Linked DNA regions of Mus musculus: region 2 is linked to region 1. The links are chromatin contacts, found by Hi-C or POLR2A ChIA-PET in ENCODE. All regions are on one chromosome and are shown on one strand. The core of a region is the stretch at or near the end of the contact, and the rest is flanking DNA. Distances in the headings are between cores, read along the strand shown. Region 1 holds the start of Plxna2 (plexin A2). Region 2 overlaps Plxna2 (plexin A2).

Evidence for each region. A loop is a pair of places that touch in the nucleus more often than their neighbours do. ChIA-PET counts read pairs that join two places held with the same protein, here RNA polymerase II (POLR2A).
Region 2: a loop to region 1 is called in a map of heart, with 3 times the contacts of the local background. The contact joins the enhancer-like site here to the promoter of Plxna2 in region 1. A Hi-C loop is called at or near these places in 4 of 37 maps with a recorded cell type or tissue (heart and left cerebral cortex). POLR2A ChIA-PET finds 5 or more read pairs at or near these places in 2 of 5 experiments (Patski and embryonic stem cell).

The regions. Positions count from the first base shown.
Region 1 is chr1:194,616,516-194,623,524 of GRCm38, reverse strand. Plxna2 (plexin A2) reads right to left here and starts at 3,696. Exons shown (of 32, transcript NM_008882.2): 1 at 3,128-3,696.
Region 2 is chr1:194,742,143-194,749,151 of GRCm38, reverse strand. It overlaps Plxna2 (plexin A2), which reads right to left. Exons shown (of 32, transcript NM_008882.2): 5 at 2,922-3,022. Among named protein-coding and RNA genes, the nearest start is that of Gm46202, 26 kb to the right of the region's middle. Within about 2 kb of position 2,560, at least 1 of the 3 ENCODE cell types and tissues checked has a DNase peak (open chromatin) inside an H3K27ac peak, as active enhancers do.

The DNA of each region.
Region 1 (7,009 bases), core at 2,447-4,946:
AACTGCCTTTCTTTTTGTCTCCACGGGGGGGGGGGGGGTCACCTTTAGAAATGACCAAAAAAAAAAAAAAAAAAAAAAGCAGGGGATGGCACACCCACCCCTCATTTGCTCTAATCAGGCATGAAATCTTTGTAACTAAGTGAAAAAACTGTTTCCCATAAGGGAATCGGTTCCATTCATCATTGTTTGAACTGAGCATATGTGATGGGAAGAAACAGAACACTCACATAGAATGAATTGATAACAGACAGCCCTGGGGGGAGGGGTAACAATGGGAGAAAGGTAGTGTTGGGGTGCTGTACATATTAGCTGTAAAAACTTCACCCAGCACCTCAAAACCCGCTTCTCTTGCTTTCCTGTAGGCAGTCTTGGATTATTCCAGCTAACAGACTGTAACACAATGCTCCTGTCTCTTTATGATCTGCATGGGGTTAGGAGGGGGGTTGGCTCTGGTTGCCTCTCCATTTGCCATAATGGACAGAAGTATATTGTACCCTAGTCTCTCTGTGCAGAGACAGCTGTATGGCAATGCAGGAAGACAGCTGGGGAGGGGGGACTGGAAACAGGAATTGCCTCCCCGACACCAAATCCTGTATCTTCCAGAGGCAGTCATAGAAAGCAAGGTGGAATAGAAACCATAAGGCTCCACAAACAGTGATGACTCCAGTACCAGAAATATTTCGGGATTGCTTGTGCTGGCAAGCTTAAAGCTCCTGCCAGCTGCTGTCCTGTGTATTTAAGCATGTCACTGGCTTCCCCTCCTGCTCCTGTGTCTCCTTGCCCATGAAATAAAGATTAGCTGAATAATCAGGAGTATTTGTAAGCAGGAGAGGGGGCCTAGTAGAGGCTGTTTTTTGAGGCTTCCCAACCTTATTTAGAGCACATAACTCCTGCAAAACAGATGCTGAACTTAACCATCTACCACATATACAACTTCTCCTGGTCAAGGATGTTGGAGGGCAGTCCTTCATTGACAGTCTAGAGACAGGAGAGATGTTCGGGGCAGCTCTGATAGGGACCGGCAGCCTTGGGATGGCATAGTCTTGAGTGATAGTCATATGTTATTATTGTCTGTTCTTCCTTTAGTCTTAGGCCAAAAGGTCAGCTGTTCTTCACCCCTGCCTGGATCCAGTCTGTGAGGGTCCTTGTCCCTATGCCCTGACAACAATGAAAATGGAACAGCTGAGAGACCCCCTTGCCTTTTTTTCCCTTGGAGGGAAAACTATCCAACTCGTTGGCACCTCAGAGCTTGCTGCTCTTCAGCAGAGTGTCCTCTATAGATGGGTCAAAAGCCATATTCTCTTGTTTTTCAAGACTATTTACCCCCATCCCAGTGCAAATTTTCTGAGGACAGTATGGGGACAGAGATCAGTCAGAGCCCCCTTTATCAACAGATTTTTTGGACAAGATTAACTGTGAAAAAGAGAAGACAGGTTCTTTAGGTAACACTAGCGAGTGGTAGTAGAGGCAAGTTGTGGGATGGGTGGGGGCTTAGCACCAAGAGGAGGTGATGTCAGGTAGAAGACAAACAAAAAAGCAACCTCCTGGGGTACGGGGCAAGATTCCACTCTGTTTCCTTGGTTCCCTGCCCTCTCTCAATTTTCCACCCCTAGGCCACCCAGCAGAGATCACAGGTAATTACTTCCAATGATGCTCTGTGGGGAGAAGAGAAGTTAATGAATTCTTCTATCTTCCTGCCTGGAGGTCAGCGGATGGAGGGCTGCTTGCAACTGTAGGAGTTTTCCAGGGTGATTACACAGAAAGTTGTGCATTTCAATTAGGAACAGCTGAATTCCTCCAGCCAGGGTTAAGCTCCTCTAGGAGCACGGGTTCTTACTGGAAAGCCCCAACATTCATAGTCAGCCCAGAGCGAAGAATGAAGTTTCAAGATCTGGAAAGAGACTGAGTATGACAGGCCTGCTATTGTGTGGAATTGCAGAGAGCTGAACCTGACTCCAGGTCTGTTGAAAGCAGCCATCTCAGTATTGTCTGTGTTCTAGCCCAGATACTCAACTGTACAGACCTGGTCCACTGCAAGGATGGCTGTGTCTCAAAATGTCTAATCCCCCACAGATGGCCTTCAGAGACATCTGGTAGCCTCACTCCCCAAAGCCATCCACCTCTGTCTGTTGTGCATATGAGTGGCTAGAGAGTTAATCTGTCTGTGATCTTGGATCTTCACTGAACATTCTTGCCCTCAACAACTACTCTCCTTTCCAGATGGTAGGGACTGACCTGTTCTCCCAAGTTGCACCCCCTCCCTCCCCCCAGCTTTTTCTCCCTCTTATCTCTACTTGAGCTATTTGAAGAGATAGCCCTTCCTAGGGCAAGGGTCATGTTAAACAGGTGGGCATTTTTGAGGGCCCTAGGAATGACATTTTCAGCTTTTGACATACAGCTCAAGATGAACATTTACGAAGACTACCTATGAGTAAAAGAAACTGGAATTTTCTAAGATCCTATCACTTCGTGAGGTAGGGCAAAAAAGAGTACATGGAGGGAAATGAGCTTTAAGGAGCCTCTTGGACTCTGGACAAACTCCCACTTCAACCAGCACCACTGTTGCTCAAACCAAGGGGGCTGGCCCCAGCTGGGCACTATGCCATGGGGGATGGGGACAGGAACACTTAACTACAGTGCTTCCAAACCGTTCTCACAGATTCCCGGAACGCACGCAAAGGATGCCTTCTCCTTCCCGGTGATTCCCAGTCTACTGAACCACTGGAACAGCCAGCGGCCACCCGGGACTACACTGCCTGGTGAACGCCCCCCAACCGGCCTCCGGCCATAGTCGCTCCAGGCTATCTTGCTAGTGCCACGGAGGCCCTCTCTGGGCTCCAACCCTGGGACGACCTCGTCGCTCAGGCGCTCCCCAGAGCTGCAGACAGCCGGCAGGTGCGCGCTATAAGCGCGCCACGGAGCGCCGGAACCACCAGAGCCGCTGGAGTCTATGGCCCGGAAGCCTGGACAGGAGACTGCAGCTGCGAAAGTGGCGGATCACGCGCGTATACTCGCCGCCACAACCAAGCCGGGGCCGGGGCCGGGACCCCAAGGGGACCTGAGGAGGCTGCGCCGGAGGAACCGCCGCGGGAGCGCGCTCGGGGAAAGGGCGGAGGGCGCTGCTTACCCAGCTCGGCAGTGTCTGTCTGTCCCTGCGTCCCCTCTTCGTCCGCTCAACTGGCGGTTGCCCAGGGCAGCGTGCGCCCAGTCCTGCCTGACGGGAGTCACACTGGCAGCCAGTTCCACATGTAACCCAGGATCATTAAAATCCTCGGCCCGCGCCGGCCGCTTGCCTGTATTCCTGGGGTGGCCCCCGAATGGTTCCTCGCGTCTTCGTCCCAGTCGCTTGTGCGCAGGGACCCGGTTGTGAAGGGGCGTGGGGTCCCGCAGGGTCCCTCCGGGGCGGCTCAAAGCCGGGTGTCTTCAGTTTTCTCCAGCACGACTTTCCGGGCTGCTCTGACATCAGCGATCCCGCGCTTCCTTCCCTTCTGCTCCTGGCTTGCTCGGCCCTATTTCCTCCAGGAACCGCTGCCAGCTCTGTCTGCGACCGGGCCCATAAGCTCCCCGCGGCTCCACGGCTCACGGGTCCACCAGATCTGATCGCTCGTCTTCAGCTGAAGGATCCCAGCAGCTGCTCCAGCCGCCCCCACTCGGCTCTGCGCGGACAGTGCTGCGCGCAGCGCGGCTCAGCTCAGCTCCGGTGGCGGCGCCCTCAGCCGGCCTCCTATATTACCGCTCAGCTCATTATCATAGAGGCCGCGTTAACCCCCTCCCCGCCCACGCGCCCCGCCCGCGCAGACCGAATACCCTAGCTGGTCCACCCAAGAACCCGGCAGAGCTACGGCTCTGCAGGCGTTCTGCTCGCTCAGTTTGGACCACCAGACACTGTCAGTAGTCAAGGGCCCAGAAAGGTTGTACCAGGGTCTAGGGACTCATGTCTTGGGGCCTGGTAAGCCAGCTGGCTAGGCTTCGGGAGGGGATCAGAGTGATGAGAGCACCCCATCCCCTCGCGTGGCGTCACCTGTCACCAAGCAAAGCCTCCCCTCCTTTCTCTTCACCTGTGAGCTAGGGGTGAGTGTGGAGGGACATATATTACTGATGGGCTTGAGATGGGGTGTCGGATTTCGGAACAGCAAATTTCTCTACCCTACAAATTCTAGAAAGCCAACGAGCTGTCAAAAGAGGTTTGAAGTTGTTGATAATTATTTCTACATTTTAAAGAGGAGTCTGGCTTTGCATCTCCGGTTTCCTGTTCCATTGGAAAAGGAGGTAGGGGCTGACTCGGGTGGGTGCTGTGGAAACCATAGTACCAGGAGCGTTTGCATTATCCAGACCCGCGAGCCCGCCTCGTACTGGAGGCAGAGGGTAATGGCTAGAAGATTAAGACAACTTTAATATCCCCAGAAAAGAGGATTTTTCAGTCCTGGTTGCTTCCGCGCTCACGGGTCTTGATTCCTTGGTTCGTAGTCTGTGAATCTGCAACTGCGGCTACGGCTTTCCCGCGAGGGCCTGTGCAAGCTATACCCCTGCAAGGTCTCAGGGTCTTCGAATTCCCCGATGGAGATTGAACACACCGAGTTTACTCAACACATCAAAGTGTCTGACAAATGTCCCCTACTGCCCTCTTGTGGCCATACTCTTCACCGGTATAAAAAGAAAGAGGGATGTGGGATGCTTCTGAAAGCATATAAAAACAGTTGACTGAATTCTCAGTAGGAGAGAGAGAGAGAGAGAGAGAGAGAGAGAGAGAGAGAGAGAGAGAGGAAGAAGAAGAAGAAGAAGAAGAAAGAGGAGGAGGAGGAGAAGAGAAGAGAAGAGAAGAGAAGAGAAGAGAAGAGAAGAGAAGAGAAGAGAAGAGAAGAGAAGAGAAGATCACTTTCATCAACTATATTAGAGACACGGGATTTTGGGATGTAGAGTTGGCTGTTTGGTAGTTTGGTTGGTTTGGTTTTCTTCACTATGTATCTCTGGCTGTCCTGGAACTCCTTACTACAAACCATAGTGGCTAAGACCTCACAAAAATGTGCTTGCCTCTGCCTCCCAAGTGCTAGACTCAAAAATATATGCCACCACACTGGATACCTGGTCCAATTAGCTATTCTTAAAAACAAAACATGGTTACCTCATTTAAAAACTCTTAAATTAATCAATTCATTAATTGCCTAAAATTTGTTTCCGGTAAGTTTCACTAGCTGTTGCCAATTTTGTCCTTTGGAGCCACAAAGAATCTGAATTCTGTGATGCACACCTATCTTGTCCTTTGAATTTATGTAACATTTATTTTTGATAAAATGCCCAGTGATTCTCACATTTATTCTTCCTCTATTATTGTTTATGTCTGCATGTGAGTGTGTCTTCCCTCTTTACACAAATGATCGTTATTCTTTATTTCTGAGTACGCTGGATTGAAGGCACAATTTGTTAAGGAAGATAAAGGGAAGGTGCTATCAGATTCTGTTACACTTTTGCCATGTTTTTAATGAGAGGAACAACAGTCTAGCCAGCTTCCCCTGAGACCATCCTTAGTAGAGCAAGGTAAGTGATAAAGCTCTCTGTTGAATATAGGGCCTTTAATTCTAAATCAAGTGCTGTATGACTATGTGTGTGTTGTGTCTTATCTCTTGCCTCTTCTCAGTGCCTCAATTTAATCTCATTTTTGAGATGATTACAATACAATTTAAATAATTTCAGTTACACATCCCCACCCCTGTGATCTAGAAATAAACCCTTAAATGAAGAATGGGGGGTACATTAAATGAAAGTGACTCCTCCACATATACCCATCCTGTTCTTTTCTCCCCACACTTGCCCTGCCTGTCATGAATAAAGGAAGAGAGAGGGAGAGTGTGGGAGAAAGAACACCTACAGACAGATCACACTGCAGGCTGGGTGACATGATGCCACCCTACTCCCACATTGCCACTGAGCATCATCTGAAAATGGAGCCAGTTAAGGATGTGACTTCAGAAGCCTAATCTATGAGGTACCTGGAAGCAGCACCCTTGTCTTTCCTAGGTGACCCCAACTTTCCCATTTCTAAGATGAGATTCTAACTTGAAATCTCCAGGAACCTGGTAGGTTAAAACCAGATGTGGAGGTATTTGAAGAATTGATAGTATCCTTAAAATGGAAAGCTGTTGATATGAATCTTATTAGTTGTTGTGTGACAAAACTTTTCATAGGTAGATGCAACACACATCTACTCACTCCAGCTAGGGATCTCTTGACAATCCAAAGCACAGACACTACCAAAGTCCAACTTGGTGAACCAATGAGTTTTGTTGGGGTTGCTGACAGAAGTATGAGAGAGAGGTGACCTACAGGCAGAAATTACTCAAAGCAGCTGCATCACCAAGGTCTGCTCCAGCACAGATGCCAGCTGGGAAAGCCTGGAACACAGTGCACAGCCTGCAGCAGCCCAGCAGGTTGGAAGTGTCCTTTCCAATCACTCTGGCCTAAACCTCTTCAGCACTCAGCTGGTTTGACTCTTTGCAGCTCAGTTTCCTCCCATCTGAAGCAGGCTCTCTCGGCTTTTATTGCTTACTCTGGCAGACAGACACCTAGTGGATCTAGTCAGTTTCAGGGACTTCCTGAAGCTATTTTGAGTTATTTACCTTCCTGCATAAGGAGGGTCCTACAGGATGGAATGTTTTTGTTTGGGAGAAGACTGTTACACAACATTAGATAAGCACATAGTTACACTTTAAGAATTAAGATAATTGTGAGCTGGAGAGATGGTTCAGTGGTTAAGAGCACTGACTATTCTTCCAAATGTCCTGAGTTTAATTCCCAGCAACCACATGGTGGCTCACAACCATCTGTAAAGGGATCTGATGCCCTCTTCTGGTGTATATGGAAACAGCTACAGTGTACTCATATAAATAAAATAAATCTCAAAAAAAAAAAAAAGTTAAGATAATCAATAGAACCCATGCATGGCACTGCTCTGGTGGCCAAGAACATGAGACAGGATAGGCCATGATGGGCCTAGATGAAAACCAAACACTAT
Region 2 (7,009 bases), core at 1,311-3,810, 130 kb before region 1:
ATTAATTCCAAGCCAAGATGCTGGTTAGGTATAAAGAACACCATGTGGAATGCTTAGGTAAGAAATTTGGGGTACTTAAGAAGGACAGCTCTGAACATGAACCCTACAACTAGAGTGTAAGTCTCTAATACCAGGCCTGTTACCTGCTAGCTGGGTCTCGCTGGTCTAGTTACTTAATCTTTCTCTTCTCTGTTTTCTCATCCTTAAATTAGCAAGGATGATAATACCCTACTTTGTAAGGCTACTCTAAGAGTAAAGTGCAGAAGTACTCAGAATGCAGCCTGGCATTTAGTGGATGTATCCTCATGCTAGCCCTTGAAATACTGAAATTAATAATAATGATGAATAACATTATCATTTACCCCCTAGGGTGTTAACAGGCAAGGGTCTTTGTTGTGAGACAGGATGCATATGATGGTTTGCTGGATTAATAGTTCTTTAAGAGAAGAATCCACGTTTTATTCAATGAGATATTCTACCTGTCACATGCTATATTTTAAATGAATGTTTGTGTCATGAAATAATGCCTTAAGTCAGAGACAAATAAAGCAGGTATCCAGGGTTGCTTGTGTCAGAAAGCCTACATGGCCATTTCTTCTGAAATCATCTCTGGCTTCACAAGGTCCTCATTCCATGGTGGCAGGTAAGTGAGGTGTTGCCTGAACTCAGAAGCTTAGGGCTACTACCTGCTGTGTCTTATGGGACAGGCTCAGGGCCAGTGTAGCTCCAAACCAAATAGTCACATAGTACAGTACTACATAGTCAAACAGTATTTCCTACTCTGAGTACCCAAGCTCCTCCCCTCTTTCCTTCCAAGTACATAATGGATTCAAATGTGAGTGCTGTCAAAGGAAGAATTATGGGGGTTTAAGTGAATCCTTATGATGGCTTTAAAGTGAGCTCTTGACTAGAGCCTTTATCTCATTGACTAACTGAAATGACTCTATTTGAAAGAATCATACTATTTATGGCAACAACTCTAACAGAGATAAATAGTCTGGGAGACAATAACACTTGTAGGGGCAAACAATACAGAAGCGACAGGAGGGTTTGAATCTCCTGGGACCCAGAGGTTCTGTTATCAGCCCTCTGCCTCAATCCTCTACTGCTTTAGAAGAGGCTGGCTTTCAGGCCTGAGGCTGAAGTTGCTGGGTCCTCGTGGTCCTGCTAGATGGGCAGTCTTGGGGTAGGTGGGAGAAGAGTGCAAGAGGGTCTCCTGAAGATATGAATGCCAGGTAATGAGAAACCTGCATACAACAGGTGCAGCTCCTACCCCCAGGCAAGCTTGCTAGGTAGAATGGCTGGAAGGTGTGTACCCAGGGAGGTGGGGAAGATTCCCTGAAGATAAGTGAGGAGTTGAGTGAGCAGAGGAAATCTGGGCTATCTTGATAAGAGTTCCATCCTTCTAGAAGACACAGCTGACCTGGATCAGGAGAAGGATGAGGTGTTCTAGGGTAGTTGAGAGATGGGGTCATTACTGATCTAATAATAGATGCTGATATAAGCTGGAGAAAATAAACAGTAACTCCAATCTGTAATTCTACTGCATTCTTTCTATATATGCAGAGTGTAACAGGCACTGAAGCCTGGAGAGAAAGGCAGGGAGGGAAGATGGAGCAGGATGTATGTACATGGGACAGGTGAATAACTATTGCAGAGTGTGAGGGTCTAAAGCCTGGGCATTTCTATGTATCTATGAGTGAGGGTCTAAAGCCTGGGCATTTCTATGTAGCTCATTCTCTGTATTCTCAGAGAAAGAGCCTGCAGATTCTTGGGTCAGGCACACTGAAACTTGACAAATTTACCAGCTTTTCCATTCCTGTAGCAGAGTTGCTGGCTCTGGCATCTTGACCCCCTGACTGATTTACATGATAACTTACTGTCCAGGTTTTGTTGATGTCACTTTTGTAACACTTTTTCAGAAGTCCCTTACCTCCAAAACCCAAGCAGAGACTCAATCCTTTGTTAGTGGACTTAAATCCAGTCCAGATTTTGCATCTGTGAAGCCTCCCTTCCTCCCTCTCTCCAGAGCCCTCCCAACACCTGCTGCAGAGGCTGAAAGCCAAGAGCTATTGTGCAGGACCCTGAACTCTGGCCCTCTGCCTCCGCCTCCACCCCAAACCCAGCACATTTCATAGAAACGCTTTGCTAGCTGGCATGGCGCCATGGAGTTTCCATCACTATTGGGCAACAGAATCCCTAGCCAGGCTCCCGTTTTAGGGCTTTCACCCTTTTTCTCTTCCTCTGGGGCTCCTCGAATTAGGAAGTTTAAGTGTGATTTTGCATTTCTATTGAGCTGTTGTTCAATGGTGGGGATGTATTTGAATAGGAATATGTGGCCAGTTGGATGCAGTGCAGACTTCTTGGAATCATGAAATAAAGAGGCCAGAAGGGTCCTCCCAAGGGTACAGAGACCTTAATAATTATTTTGATTTGTATTGCCTCTTCATTATTTCCAAAGCACTTATTATTTCATTTAGGTTTCACAGTTCACCTGTGAAATAGGCAAAGGAGAAATGGAGACCCAGAGTTGTCAGGGGACCCACCTAGGGTCACACAGCAGCAAGCTGGAGTGCAAATTCCAAGTTCTGGCGTCCTACCATCTGGTCTGTAAGCCTTAGCCCAGCTTCTTGTCCAGACAATGCAAGAGGCTTTGGGAAGTTTTAGGATTCTACAGTTGCCCTGTGACTTTTCACAATCACATGAGAACACAGTCATGTGGTTTTAAAGTTGCTGAGAGGATGAGCAAAGAACTGCATGCAGGAAGCAAATCCTGTGGCCTCTCACTATCTTCCACATTGTGTCTCATTTATAATCTCTACTGTTCAAAAGAGGGAAATTCCTTTACTGTCCAGTCAACCACACCAGGAAACCCCCAGTCTTCTGCATGCTAGGACCACCTCTGAACACCACAAACTTACATGTTGTGCAGGGCACACCAGCCACAGTGAGGATCCCCTGAGCTTAGACACTCTCCACAAGTTGTATACTGTTCACATGATTCAACAGGGACCCTGGTGACCTGGCAGAGAGAGGAAAAGGAACATGGGAAGGTCATGTTGTGACAAATTGAAGATACATTTCAAAATTCTCTCCTTTATTCCCCCTAAGGTATTTCCATCTCATTGTGGGCAAATCTGAAGAGGCTAACCCTAAACAGGAAGTATCTCAATGGTCGCTCCAGACTCTTTGATTTTTACCAAGGGTAGAAAGAAAATCCTCCAGCCTATTGCTTCTTTCTATCAGTGTCTTTTCGAGAGCCTGACAAGTGTTGAAAATGGTTAATTCTGCTAAAAGGCTATTGAGTGGCACAAACTCATCTCTGAAGAGCTTTCAGCTGGGCTTGGGCTGAGACATCCTTCCTGCACTGCACACATGGGGTGGGGGAAGAAACTTTTCCCATGAAATAATATTCATAGCCAACCAAGTGTACCACCTGGATCCAATTATCCCATTCTCTGATGTCTGCATTCAGTTTCTCTAGTAAATCTCCCATTCTTTGGAAAGTCTGGCAAAATGGGAATCTCCACAGAGAAGAGCTGCCTGTTTGATTCTGCTTTGCCTGGTTAGTGGGAAATTGCAGATCAAGCACACCCCCCCCCTTGCAAACCCCCTTTAAAAAGCCTAGCTTTTGAAAGCCCTCCTGGTTTTCTGGAGGAGCCTGGGCAAGCTCCTGAGTAGGGTGCGTGTGGACACCACTCTCCTGCACCTGCCCAGCACATGTGACAACAAAGGCCAAGCAAAAGGGCTAGAGGGTTGGAGTTTTCCATTTGACATATCTTAGGTGTCTGTTGCTGGCTGGGTAAGAGGCTTCTGAGTTGCAAACATGCATGCTGGGTTGGAAATACAAATTCATTTGCTAGGCCATAAAGGACTGTCACCTACTAGAAGTGTGAGCCCAGGTGAAAATGTGACCTGCAGCCAGCCCAGTGACAACATTCTGCTACTGGCAGGAAAATACAGATCTAAGGGGAGCATGTTCACAAAATCCTTTCCAGAGGATTAGCATGGATCTAACATGGTAAACTCAGGGGAAACTGATTGAATGCCAGTTCTGTGGCAGCCTTGATGTTCAGCTATAGAGAATCCACAACAAATGGCACAGAATCAGCCAGTACAAAGCCCAACAGTTCACAGGAGTCCACAGTTCCCTAACTGAGATTTGCTCTGTGTGTTGCTCAGTATTGGTGTGAGCACTAAGTGCTGTGGGAGCTCAGATGAAGGGCATTCAGGCTAATCTGTCAAAAATATGGAGACAGAGGTTAAGGGCAAGTCTTCAAAGATGAGAATATATCCAGCTGAGCATGCTGGCACATGTCTGGAATTCTAGCACTTGAGTTTTGAGTGGGAGCTGAGATAGGAGTATTATATATAAGTTACCTAGCCTGTGCTACATAGTGAATTCCAGGCTAGTCTGGGTTACAAAGAAAAACTCAGTCTTATAAAAATAATAGAAATAGAAGGAGAAAGAGGAAGGGGAGAATAAGGAAGAGGAGAAGGGAGAAGAGGATATGAAAAGAAGAGCCAGCAGATGGAAAGACCCAAAAGACTTTTCAAACTGAAGGGTTATCATGGGCAAAAGTTACAGATAAGTTCATTCTAACTTGAACTTGTAGACTTGGAGAGGCAGTATGTCATTCTAGGCCTACCCACTCTTAGTACACTATAACACTTAATATGTTGAGCCTTAAAAGTCAAACTTCCTTGATAAGGAAATAAGATGTAGGGAAAGTAAGCATAAAATCTGGAAATTCTGTTTAAAAAGTAGACACCTCAAGTGTAGGTTGTGAAATCTTGGTTTAAAAACCTCAAGCATAATATATCTGAGGGTTTAAGCTGATTGTAGATCAGTCTGATATGACCTGTTAGGGTGATGTAATAGGGAAAGAGGCTAATGATATCATGGACCACTGAAACAGATTTACAGTATCAGACGAGAAAGCTTGACATAACAAATTTAGGACTGTCTGATCTGCAATAGTCACTTTGTCTAAAATATACTACTCATCATGGTAATGAGTGGCAAGCAGGGTGATATTCCTTTGGAGGCTGTGAAAGGGAATTTAGCCCTGAAAGAAGACTGTTATCCAAAAATTTTATCTGTATTTACTCATATCTCCTTGAGACTATTTCTTTAAAATATTTAAAATAGTTTTATCTTTGTGTTTTTGTGTATGTATATATGGTATATATGTGCATATGCTATATATTTATATGCATATATATGTGTGTGTGTATAGTATATATGTGCATATGTTATACACACACATACACACACACACATATATATATACATATATATATATATATATATATATACACACACACACATACACACATATATATATATACATGTGTGTGTGTGTGTGTGTGTGTGTGTCTGTAAATGCAGGCATGTATTTGCCATAGTGAACATGTGGTCAGAAGACAATTTCAGGAGCAAGTTTTTGCTTCCTACTTTGTTTGCAACTGCTCATGTTGTTCACTAAGATATACAACAAGGTAGCTGGCCTGTGGGTTTCCAGGGTTTCTCCTAGAACTCCCTCCCTTCCCCTAGAATCCTGCTGAAGTAGCACTGGGATTCTAAACCATGTTACCAAGCCCAGCTTTATGTGAATTCTAGGGATCTGAGCTTGTGCAGTAAATGCTTTTCCTATGGAGCTTTCCAGCTCAAGACTTCCACATCTGACAACTGAAAGAAAACATCCAGTTATCACTACCAAAGAAAAACCCTTGAAACCTCCTCACAGTTGGCAACACCTACAAGAAGCACCTTTCTGACAGATGTCTCCTGGAGAAGTGGGTGCCAAGCCCAGGCAGGCCTCATGATTCTAAATCTCTCAGGATATCTGGGAATCCAGTGCTCAATAGGTTTCTGTTGGCCTGCTCTGGTCTACTCTGCAAGGCCTAAGAGCATCAGTCCAGTGCCCATTCCCTTTTTTGGGTTTTGGGCTCCTTGTGAGTGATGTCTGCATCTGGCTGGAAATTAAAACAACTGTCTGCATTACATTCAGCCCGTCTGTCAAAACACAGCCCAGCTCTCAGCAGCTGGGAACGGGGGCCTTGAATGAAAGCAGTGTCTCTGGCAACAAAGCCCACTTTCATGCCAAGTGCCATGGAGATAGTGAAACCCTGTTCTTCTCCAAACATGAAACCAACAGCACAACTATTTTTCCTGTTTCCTGGGCCCTCCTGGTGTGACTTTTTTTTTTTTTAAGGCAGAGTAGAGTGAAACAGGAAACTTAGAAGGAGGGAGGGCTTGAGAACTTGCATTATTCTTTATGATCTACAAGCTAGGCACAAATCAGAGCGACAGCTGCCAGAGAGACTGGGAGGAGATCCTTACAGTAGGAAGCTCCCATGGACCTGCCCTGTGTATACTGTCACATAACTTTAATTTCACCCATCAGCTAGTGCTTTTGGTCTGGTTCTCCATATGGGCTAGTAGTACACACTTCAGGAGAATAAAAACAAACAAACAAACAAACAAACAAGCAAACAAACAACCAGCATTAAAACAAAGCTATTACTTCAAACAATCCATGAGCTATCACAAGACCAAAGTGCTATATTCTAGGGGTAACATGAAAAAAGACAGAGGGAATTCTGGGATAAGAAAGACACTGGTGTCTTCATTATCTAATATGACCATCACTAACCCTGTGTGCCTTTTGAATATTTGAGAGCGCTAGTCCAAACTGAGGTGTGCTATGAATATCTAATGTATACTGATCCTGAAGATTTGGTAAAGAAAAAAAGCAAACATCACACTAGGAATTTGATATTGACATCTCCAAAAGTTAATGTTTTGCATATATTAGGTTAAATGAGATCTTTTACTGTTTGAAATGTAGCTACTAGGAAAGTGGCAACCAAGCCTGAAGTTTCTGTCTGTGACCAACATTTGGTCTGTCTGCCTGTGCCACCAGGGGGATTTTGTGTAAGTCTTGGCATGGCCTGGGTCCTTCAGGATGAATATCTTTAATATATTTCAGGAGGATAGACCTGC